2 separate regions of the Homo sapiens genome follow, and region 2 is linked to region 1. A link is an interaction called in ENCODE POLR2A ChIA-PET data of the cell type or tissue named here. Cell type or tissue: PC-3. All regions are shown on one strand. Links, peaks and the distances in the headings refer to the core of each region. The heading gives the core; the rest is flanking DNA. Region 1 overlaps C6orf132 (chromosome 6 open reading frame 132). Region 2 holds the start of LOC105375061 (a long non-coding RNA gene).

What was found. ChIA-PET counts read pairs that join two places held together with the same protein. Peaks named below come from ENCODE experiments on the same cell type or tissue, not always from the same donor. Only the 100,000 strongest peaks of a DNase experiment are listed, where the experiment ranks them.
Region 2: POLR2A ChIA-PET joins it to region 1 with 15 read pairs; 7 of 35 experiments call an interaction of 5 or more read pairs at or near these places.

What each region holds. Positions count from the first base shown.
Region 1 is chr6:42,116,374-42,121,747 of GRCh38, forward strand. The region is part of intron 2 of C6orf132 (chromosome 6 open reading frame 132); the gene reads right to left. Among named protein-coding and RNA genes, the nearest start is that of C6orf132, 24 kb to the right of the region's middle. In PC-3, for the core only: no CTCF peak of the experiment used is centred there; a DNase peak (open chromatin) is centred at 2,358; H3K27ac peaks cover 3,535 bases.
Region 2 is chr6:42,221,810-42,227,183 of GRCh38, forward strand. It overlaps TRERF1 (transcriptional regulating factor 1), which reads right to left. Exons shown (of 18, transcript NM_001395490.1): 18 at 3,122-5,374. It overlaps LOC105375061 (a long non-coding RNA gene), which reads left to right and starts at 2,930. Exons shown (of 4, transcript XR_001744122.2): 1 at 2,930-3,050. RefSeq lists an enhancer at 2,698-2,777. In PC-3, for the core only: no CTCF peak of the experiment used is centred there; DNase peaks (open chromatin) are centred at 872, 2,862, 4,642 and 5,182; H3K4me3 peaks cover 2,466 bases; H3K27ac peaks cover 5,000 bases.

The sequences.
Region 1 (5,374 bases), core at 156-5,155:
ATGGATCACTGTCTTTTCGGGCACCTTGCAAACCCAGCTGGTCATCCAGTTCTGCCCATCACTTCCTGAATCCTTCCTTCCTGCTGCCCCTCCACCTCAGCCCTTCCTCAGTCCTCACCATCCCTCACCCAGATGAACAGACTCCCTTTGATGCCAGATACTTTCCCAGTCTCCGCCTCACTCCATTCTCCAAAGCTGCCACGGGGATATTCTTTCCCAAAAGTATCTCAGAGCAGCTTACTTTCTGGCTCAGAATCCTTCCATTGGTCCAGAGGAAGAAATTCAAACACCTTCACATGGCCTGTGAGAACTTTCATAAGTTGGACCTCTGCAGCTCCTACCATCTTCTCCCCACCTACTCCACAAACCCTGGGCTCCCACTGGTGGTTCTTGTCTTTTTCCTATCCCACTGTAGCTGGGGGAACCTGACCGACTCATGAACAAGTGTGCTCCCTGCAGCAGGGGTCCTCAGTGGGGCACAAAAACCACCTGTTGGAGGAATTGTGCAGAGGTTTCAGAGGTCCCAGGGGCAGATGGGTAGCTTGAAAAGCCCTCTAGATGATCCAGCTACATCTGCCTCTCCCAACCCCCGAAAGTCACTGCTCCCACTTGCGATCCATTTCCACACCTCAAGCTTCCGCAGCCTTGTTCTTGTTCTTACTCTGCCTAGGATTCTCTTCTTTTCCTGGCAAACTCCTAGGTATCCTTTAAGCCCCAGATTAAATGCCCTTCCTCTGTGAAGTCCTTCTTGGCAACCCCAGCCAGAGTTAATTCTCCTCCCTGTGTGATCCTCAGGCTCTGTGTGCATTATTATTGCAGCTGACATTTATTAGGCATCTACTAGGTGCAAGGCACTGTTCTGAGTACTTCACATATAGCAACCCAGTCTTACTGTTAGTTTTCACAGTAACCCTAAGAGACAAGTTATTATTTTTATTTTATAGATGAGAAAACTGAAGCACAGAGGGCTAAGTACATTGCCCAAGGTCACACAGCTAGTAAGTGCCAGGGCCAATATTGGGACCTGACAGCCTGCTTCCTTTGCCAGTACAGTGTTTGCTCTCATACTTTCCCTCTAACACAACTCTATGTCTATAGACATAGAGTTGATGACTGTAGTCCCTGCTGCCCAGCCCAGTCTACTTGAGGGCTCGGTGATGGCTGCTTCTTTGTATGTGCCTGACACAGACCGGGCAGTTAAACAAATGTTTGTTGAATGAATATGTTCCTGGATGAGTGAGAGTGGCAGAAAGAATATGGGACAAGTGCCGGGCATGGTGGCTCACGCCTGTAATCCCAGCACTTTGGGAGCCCAAGGTAGGTGGATCATCTGAGGTCAAGAGTTCGAGACCAGCCTGACCAACATGGTGAAACCCCATCTCTACTAACAATACAAAAAAATTAGCCAGGTGTAGTGGTGGGCACCTGTAATCCCAGCTACTTGGGAGGCTGAGGCAGGAGAATCACTTGAACCCAGGAGGTGGAGATTGCAGTGAGCCAAGATTGTGCCACTGCACTCCAGCCTGAGTGACAGAGCAAAACCCTGTCACAAAAAAAAAAAAAAAAAAAAAAAAAAAGAATATGGGACAAAGAGGCAGAAAACCTGTGTTATGGCTCTAGCTCTGCTACCAATTAACTTGGAGCAAAGTAACTTCTCACTCTGGTCTCAGTTTTCTGCCCCTTCTGTAAATACTCTCCAAGGATCACTTTGACTACAGCGTTCTGTCAGTCCATAAAGTGTCCCTTCTGTGAGTCAGCTCACCTGCGTCGTGTGGGCAGTGACCTGGACACTCAGGGTCACCCCTCGATGACAGGGTGTTGGGACAGACAACTGTATTGCCTCGAGGTTGTCCTCTGACTCCAGAGATGCCAAAGGGGCAGCAGGGTAGAGGCAGGAGTAGGTGGGAGGGAGAGTTCTCAAAGTTCTTTTCCAGGAGCCCCAGACCAGGCAGGCAGGGCTGGGCTTGAGGTCACTGTTGGCCTCAGACACAGGGCTCTGACTGCTGCAGTCAGCTGGGGAGCCTGCTGTGTCCCAACCTTACACTGCTCCACCCTTGGCATCAGGAAAATGACAGACTTAGGAGCCCAGGGTGCTGCCAGCAGGGGTTGCCATGTGCCTCAAACATTCTCAGGGGAGTGGAGTGCATGGCCCTCCGAGTGTGGCAGCCCACATCGAAAGGGGCAGACCAACCTGTGTACAGTGAAGCAAAGAACATGCAAAAGAGCATCTGAGCGTGCTCCTGGTGGGCCTGGCTGCAGCACCTCCCTCTTTGGGCCAGCCTGGGCAGCCGGCCACAGCCACTCCCTGCACTGTGGCTGCCTGGGGCAGAGTCCAGCCCTGGCTCTACCAGCTTGGGAACTCCACGAAACTGGGCCTCAGCACTTCCTCGTCCTCACACCCAGACAACACCCAGAAGCTAAGACCATCGGTCACTTCACTTACTTCACAGAGGTGTACAAGCCAGCAACTCAGTTCAGTTGAAGCAGCCCTTTAATTTTTTTTTTTTTTTTTTTTTTTTAGAGATAGGATCTCACTGTCACCCAAGCTGCAATGCAGTGGCAAGATCATAGCTCACCGCAGCCTCAAATTCCTGAGCTCCTGTAATCCCAGCACTTTGGGAGGCCAAGGCAGGTGGATCTTAGGTCAGGAGTTTGAGACCAGCCTGGCCAACATGGTGAAACCCTGTCTCTACAAAAAAAAAAAAAAAAAAGAAAAAAAAAATAGGCAGGTGTGGGGCAGGCGCCTGTAATCCCAACTACTCGGGAGGCTGAGGCAGGAGAATCGCTATCACTTGAACCCAGGGGGCAGAAGTTGCAGTGAGCTGAGATTGCGCCACGTCACTCCAGCCTGGGCACAAGAGCAAGACTCTGTCTCAAAAAAAAAAAAAAAAAAAAAAAAAAAGGGAGAATTCCTGGCCTCCCAAAGTTTGGTACTACAGGTGCAAGCCACCATGCCCAGCTTTCCAGCTTTTTTTTTTTTTTTTTTTTTGAGACAGAGTCTCACTCTGTTGCCCCGGCTGGAGTTCAGTGGTGCAATTTCGGCTCACTGCAAACTCTGCCTCCCAGGTTCAAGCAATTCTTCTGCCTCAGCCTCCCAAGTAGCTGGGACCACAGGCGCGTACCACCACACCTGGCTCATTTTTTTGTATTTTAAATACAGATGGGTTTTTGCTATGTTGGCTAGGCTGCTCTCGAACTCCTGGCCTCCAGTGATCCACCCACCTCGGCCTCCCAAAGTGCTGAGATTACAGGCGTGAGCCACTGCACCCAGCCTGTCCAGCTTGTTTTTATATTTTTTGTGGGACAGGGTCTTGCTATGTTGGCCAGGCTGGTCTCGAACTCCAAGGCTCAAGTGATCCTCCTCTGCTTCCCAAAGTGCTGGGATTACAGATGTGAGCCACCTCACCTGGCCAAAGCAGCCCTTTAAAAACCATCACAGTGGCCAGGGGCGGGTGCTCATGCCTGTAATCCCAGCACTTTGGGAGGCCGAGGTGGGCTGATCACCTGAGGTTAGGAGTTCAAGACCAACCTGACCAACATGGAGAAACTTGTCTCTACTAAAAATACAAAATTAGCAGGGCATGGTGGCACATGCCTGTAATCCTAGCTACTCAGGAGGCTGAGGCAGGAGAATCGCTTGAACCCGGGAGGCAGAGGTTGCGGTAAGCCAAGATCATGCCATTGCACCCCAGCCTGGGCAACAAGAGCGAAACTCCACCTCGAAAACAAAAACAAAAACAAAAAAAACCCATCATCACAGCCTAGTATATTGGAAAGTTCCCAGCAATGATTAGGGAGGAAGCATGGGTGGAGGAAACTACCATTCCAAGAATATTTATATGTATTTCCTTCCTTGTCTTTATTGCGAGGTTCTTTTTTTTTTTTTTTCTTGAGACGGAGTCTTGCTCTGTTGCCCAGGCTGGAGTGCAGTGGCGCGATCTCGGCTCACTGCAAGCTCCGCCTCCCGGGTTCATGCCATTCTCCTGTCTCAGCCTCCCAAGTAGCTGGGACTACAGGCACCCACCACCACGTCCAGTTAATTTTTTGTATTTTTAGTAGAGACGGGGTTTCACCGTGTTAGCCAGGATGGTCTCGATCTCCTGACCTCATGATCCGCCCGCCTAGGCCTCCCAAAGTGCTGGGATTACAGGCTTGAGCCACCGTGCCCGGCCTGAGGTTCTTAACAATGAACTTTTGTTTCCTTTATAATTAAAAAAAAAATACCCAATACAATAATAGTGTGTTTTTTGGGGTTTTTTGTTTTTGTTTTTTGAGACGGAGTCTCGCTCTGTCACCCAGGCTGGAGTGCACGATCTTGGCTCACTGCAACCTCCACCTCCCAGGTTCAAGCGATTCTGCGGCCTCAGACACCTGAATACTTAGGACTACAGGTGCATGCCACCATGCCCGGCTAATTTTTTGTATGTTTAGTAGAGACGGGGTTTCATCATATTGGCCAGGCTGATCTCAAACTCCTGACCTTGTGATCCTCCCACCTCGGGCTCCCAAAGTGTTGGGATTACAGGCATGAGCCACCGCGCCTGGCCTAGTTTTCTTTTTAATTATTGTGATTGAGTGGAAAAAACATCAACTTAGGAGTCAGGCAGACCAGATTTGCAATCTTAACTGACTTATCTAAAAGGAGTCAGAGATAGTAGCTGACATATAGATGGTGCTCAAGAAGTGTGTCCCTTTCTTGCCTTCTGAGGCTCAGCTTTCTCATCTGTAAAATGGGAATAATCCCACCTCCCTTAGGTTTGCTGTGATACCAGAGGCCACTGCACACCTTAAGAGGTCCTGCAGAGTAGTGCTCAAGAAAGTTTATTTCCCCTGGATTCTAATCAAGGACTTGGGCCACTGCTCCGGGCACAGCCTTCAGGGTGTGTCTCTCTGGTTGCATCTGAGGAAATGGGTTCTTCCCCATGGTCAGGGACAGGTCACCAGGAATCCCCTATTGCCCTATTGACTGCTAACATTTCAGAGTTGAGAAGGAGGAAGAAAGGGAGGGAAGAAGGCAGGGAAGAAAACACTCGCTATTCAAGGATGAGGCTAGTTTCCCTTTGCAGTTTTGTGGGGGCTGGGGCCCACTGCTCACCTGTTGCACCCCTGAGAGTTCAGGAGGGCAGGGCTTACCCACTGATGGCCCCAGTCCACCCCACTGGCCTCCTCATGCCTGGGACACACACATCCTCATGCCTGGGATTCCTCAGAGCTCAGCCAAGTCTCAAGGGTGGGTCACCAGGGGCTGGGCCAGTGGGCAATGCATGGTTGACCCTGGGTAGCAGCCAGCTCGGAGTCTTAGCTACGCATCGTGGAATGCAAACTTCCTCACCAGACTCCTCCTGGAGCCTGGTCTGGGGCACTGGCCCTGTGG
Region 2 (5,374 bases), core at 231-5,230, 110 kb after region 1:
TCAGGTTTTGCCCAGAGTAGGGCTGTGAACAGTGCTCTTTGGCATGAGGTGTGGGCAGGGACAGCGTTCTGAAGCTTGGCCTATCCGTTAAGGGTCTCTTTCCTACAGCCTAAACTTCCAGACACCCAACCTCATGTAGAGGAGCAGGAGTCCAATGATTCTAGATAGTTGATGCAAGTAAACCTTGCTTTATGTCCAGAAAAAATAAACATAGATACATCAAATATTTTACAGTTAATCATATTTTGATTGTGCCAGTTGTTCTGTTTTTAAAGACAGTCCTTTCCAAAAGATCCTCTCGTACATAAAGGAAGTAATCAGCTCTTTGGCTCCTTTTTTTATATTTATTTTTATTATTATTGTTTTTTTGAGACACAGTTTCACTCCTGTTGCCCAGGCTGGAGTGCAATGGCTTGATCTCGGTTCACTGCAACCTCTGCCTCTTGGGTCCAAGGGATTCTCCTGCCTCAGCCTCCCGAGTAGCTGGGATTACAGGCATGCGCCATTATGCCTGGCTAATTTTTGTATTTTTAGTAGAGACAGGGTTTCTCCATGTTGGTCAGGCTGGTCTCAAACTCCTGACCTCAGGTGATCTACCCGCCGCGGCCTCCCGAAGTGCTGGGATTACAGGAGTGAGCCATCACGACTGGCCCTTTGGCTCCTTTACACAGGGATATCTACAATTCAAAGATCACTTATGGTTCTCTTAGGAATATATTATTCAATTTCTTAAAATGTCTTCCTAATTATGCTTTGCTGTGTCAACATGAACTCTCATCCACATTCCTAGAGCACATCTCAGCTCGCTGGCGGTGGCTGAGGATGGTAGATAGGGAGTAAATGGAATTCAGGATTTACACACACATTCTCTCTCTGCCAAATGCACACATGGATGAGCGTACCTGGAGGACTGGCGAGTTAACTCATTGAACAAATAGTTGCTGAGCACCCGCTATAAATTGCTGTGTACATGTGGGTGATGGTGAGAGGATTCCGAATATTGATAGGTCTCTTCTCAATCCTGGAATTGAATCTGTTCCAAGGCCCCCATATGTCTTTCTAGGTATTAAATTCCTTGGCAGGAAGGAATCATGTACAGCCATCTTTATACACTCTCCTCCCCCTGTATAATACAGTATGGAATAATGGTGGCTCATGAGGATCGACTGACTGAATAAAAGTAGAAAAAAATCTTCCAATTAGGCCTCCAGAAGTAGACTTTAAATTTACAGCACTGGCTAAGGCACACAGTTTCTAGAGGAATAGCTATTTTATTTGGTATAGGTTGTCTAAAGTAAACAGCTAAAATTAAAGTCAAAAACCAAAAAAGGCCAGGCGCAGTGGCTCACACCTGTAATCTCAGCACTTTGGGAGGCCAAGGTGGGTGGATCATGAGGTCAGGAGATCCAGGCCATCCTGGCTAACACGGTGAAACCCATCTCTACTAAAAAAAAAAAAAAAAAAAAAAAAAAATTAACCAGGCGTGGTGGTCTGTAGTCCCAGCTACTCGGGAGGCTGAGGCAGGAGAATCCCTTGAACTCGGGAGGTGGAGGTTGCAGTGAGCCCAAATCGCGCCACTGCACTCCAGCCTGAGCGACAGTGAGACTCCGTCTCAAAAACAAAAAAAATCCAAAAGAGGCCAGGTGCAGTGGCTCATGTCTATAATCCTAGCACTTCAGGAGGCCAAGGCAGAAGGATTGCTTGAGGCCAGGAGATCAACATCAGCCTGGCCAACATAGTGAGACCCTGTCTCTATTAGTTTAAAAACAACAACAACCCCCCTTCCCCACCCCCCCCACCCTCCAAAAGAATCTAGATCAAGGTCTTGAATAGGCATTCCCCACTTAAAGCAAATTTATTTTTGTAAAATTCTGTAAACTTCTGTATGAAATCCAGAATTTGAAAGTTCTTCTATAGTTTTCTGTTGACCATGAAAAGTAAACATACATCACGCCTGTAATCCCAGCACTTTGGGAGGCCGAGGCGGGTGGATCATGAGGTCAGGAGATCGAGACCATCCTGGCTAACAAGGTGAAATCCCGTCCCTACTAAAAATACAAAAAATTAGCCAGGGTGTGGTGGCGGGCGCCTGTAGTCCCAGCTACTCGGGAGGCTGAGGCAGGAGAATGGCATCAACCCGGGAGGCAGAGCTTGCAGTGAGCTGAGATCACACCACTGCACTCCAGCCTGGGTGACAGAGGGAGACTCTGTCTCAAAAAAAAAAAAAAAAAAAAGTAAACATACAGCCAGGTGCAGTGGCTCACACCTGTAATCCCAGCACTTTGGAAGGCCGAGGCGGGCCTCAGACGGATCTCTTGAGGCCAGGGGTTCGAGACCAGCCTGGCTAACATGGCGAAACCTCGCCTCTAATAAAATACAAAAATTAGCCAGGTGTGGTGGTGCATGACCTGTATAGTCCCAGCTACTTGGGAGGCTGACCCGTGAGAATTGCTTGAACCCAGGAGTGGAGGCTTCAGTGAGCTGAGATCATGCCACTGCACTCCAGGCTGGGGAACAAAGCAAGGCTCTGTCTCAAAAAAAAAAAAGTAAACATACTTACTCAAATTTGAAAATGCAGGTTTAAAATGCAAATAAATCGGGGTGGACTTAGAGGAGCTGACCCGTGAGAATTGCTTGAACCCAGGAGTGGAGGCTTCAGTGAGCCAAGATCGTGCCACTGCACTCCAGGCTGGGGAACAAAGCAAGACTGTCAAAAAAAAAAAAGTAAACTTACTTACTCAAATTTGGAAATTCAGATTTAAAATGCAAATAAATCGGGGTGGACTTAAGACTTTGTGGAGGATTTAGTGTAAGACACCTGTATGTCACAGTGTGCTCCCTTGAATCACAGTTTGAGTCATAAGGTTTATGACTCAGTTTGAGTTTATGACACAGTTTGAGTCATAAGGTTTACGAACCCAAGTGGTTCATCCACTGCTTGAATAGCAGAAATGTATGTCCTGGTCTTCGGAGTCGGGGGACACTTTAATAATGATCATTAAATTTGATCAGCCGACTTAAACTTGTTGTCTACGGAAACCAATTAACAGGTAAACTAGCATTTATCCAGCATTGAGAAGTCATAGCAATGGCTAGAAAGAAGAAATATTTAAGCCAAACGAAACGCAAAAGATTAATATTTTATTTTCAGAGCAGCTGATGCAATATTGAATCAGGTTTTCACAAATAAATATGACAGTGTCTGTTTGGTTACATCTCCATTTGATGAATGCCCATCTATAGGAACTGTAATAACTTTCTGAGAGGCTAATGATTAGAATGTGTTAAATAAAATTTCCCTGGTTCCCTTTTTGAAGAAGCATTGTGATAATTAAGAAAAAAAAAAAGCTTATCACTTGGAGGGGAAACAACCTAGAATGCCCCAGTTTCCTTTTTTTTTCTTTTTTTTTTTTTTAAGGAATGCACCTTTTTAGGACAAGTCTATAAAACATCTTTATTTATTTGTTACATATGATGTTTAAATATAACTTTGCTTTCAAGCTTCAAACTTTTTTTAAACCCCTGGTAAAATAAGACTTTTGGTTCACCTTAACAAAAACTGACCTAGGAAGAAACATTTTTAGCAAAATGTTATTATAAAATTCACTAGAAAATACGGTCCTCTTGTTGCCAAAATGTTACATAAAATCCTTATTAAAAATACACACGTTACAAAAGAAAAATTATGAATATGCTATACATAGTGCTTTAATATGGACCAAGGGACTTGCATTCCGGGAAAATACAGTTAAGCACACTAGATATTATGATGTCAACTTATAATAGTGCAAACCTGAATAAATTACATCCTGATATGGAAGGCATGCAATTCATCTGCTGAGAATAGAACATAACGAAGCCAGAACAGGAAGCAATCACAACCACTATTTAAAAATGTTTTCCTTTTTATTACATTAATTTTTTTCAAAAATACTTTTCTTTACAATAGAACTCCTAGAAAATATTTACAACCTTCCTCTAATAAAATATAACAGCAGTTAAATATATTTGAAAATAAGATGGGTTTTTCCATAAAATATATCTGTTAACTTTTTATATACAAGCTTTCTCAAAGAGGTCTAAATTCACTAATGAAAAACCATCTGATAGTAAACAGTAACCGAGTTGAGACATTAACCATTAGGAAGAAAAGATCTTTGGGGTGGGGTAAGGGGAGAAGCTAAAACACAACACATACATGCAGGCAGAATTATTTCAGAAAAAAAAATAAGTGCAACATTGTACTAGGAAGTCCATTCTTTAAGTTGATAGTCAAGAAATACTAATTCAGGAATTTGAACTGTCTCGTTAAGGAGGAGTTCTTTGGTTGTTTCAAGTCAAAAATCCTTATGCTATACTGCATGGAAAATTATAAGTAAGCTGTGCATTCTATTTTTGCCATGGCAACTGAGTTTATTTTTTAATGTTTAAAACTGGAACAGCTGGGCAAATCTCTAAACAGAGGCAATACATTTGCTTTATAAACACTTTTCTGGATGTTTGCTCCTTTGATAGATAAGCTTCCATAGACCCAATAGCAGCACCCTTCTAGGCTTACCCTCAGACACTAAGTGGAGGGCAGTAGTCCCTGGGAGAGACGATCAGCCAAGGATATGACAGCTGTAATGGTTCGGCCACAAAGTTGATGCACACTGCCCAGGCAGTTCCTGACTCACAACTGCTTGGATAAAACAGGATAGCATAACCTTTCTGAAATGGCAGCAAATGAAACTTTTTTCCCCCTCTAAACAAAAGATGTAGGAAAACGCCAAGACCTCTTTGAAAATAGAATGATGGAAAAGAATTTTATTTTTTTTTCTGTCCATGGCTTTCCTGAAGTTCAGAGACCACTGTCTGTGTGGGGCTGCTGTGGCTCACAGCCAGTTCCCCCCCATGAGTGTGTGCTAAATGCTTTTGCAGAGTCAAAGACGTCAGGTCCTACTCTCATGCTTCTGCTGATATTCTCTCTCATGTCAAGCTATGAATGTTGTCAGCAAAGTGGCCCAGCGTGATAGGCACACCTACGTGGAGCTGGGAACCAGCATACCTGGGGTGGGCGATGCCTGAAAACACCGGCCCAGGAAATCACGCTGCATTAACTCCAAAAGGGGAGTTGCATGAAGCAGGATCCTCTCTGTACTGGCGCTGTGTCCCAGCCTGACTTTTGCCCTAACGGTGGGATGGGTCAGTCTGACTCAGCTCAGAAGCCTGGGGCTAAATGGCATTTTTGAAGGATTACAGGTTTATTACCTTCAAGTACAAACAGCAACCCTGCTGACAGGGACAGGAGGAAGCAGAGCAAAGTCATGGAGGTTGGAGAAGTCTAGAAGTGCTTTGGTAAGTGACTTGTGATGAATACATTCATTGTTTGAAT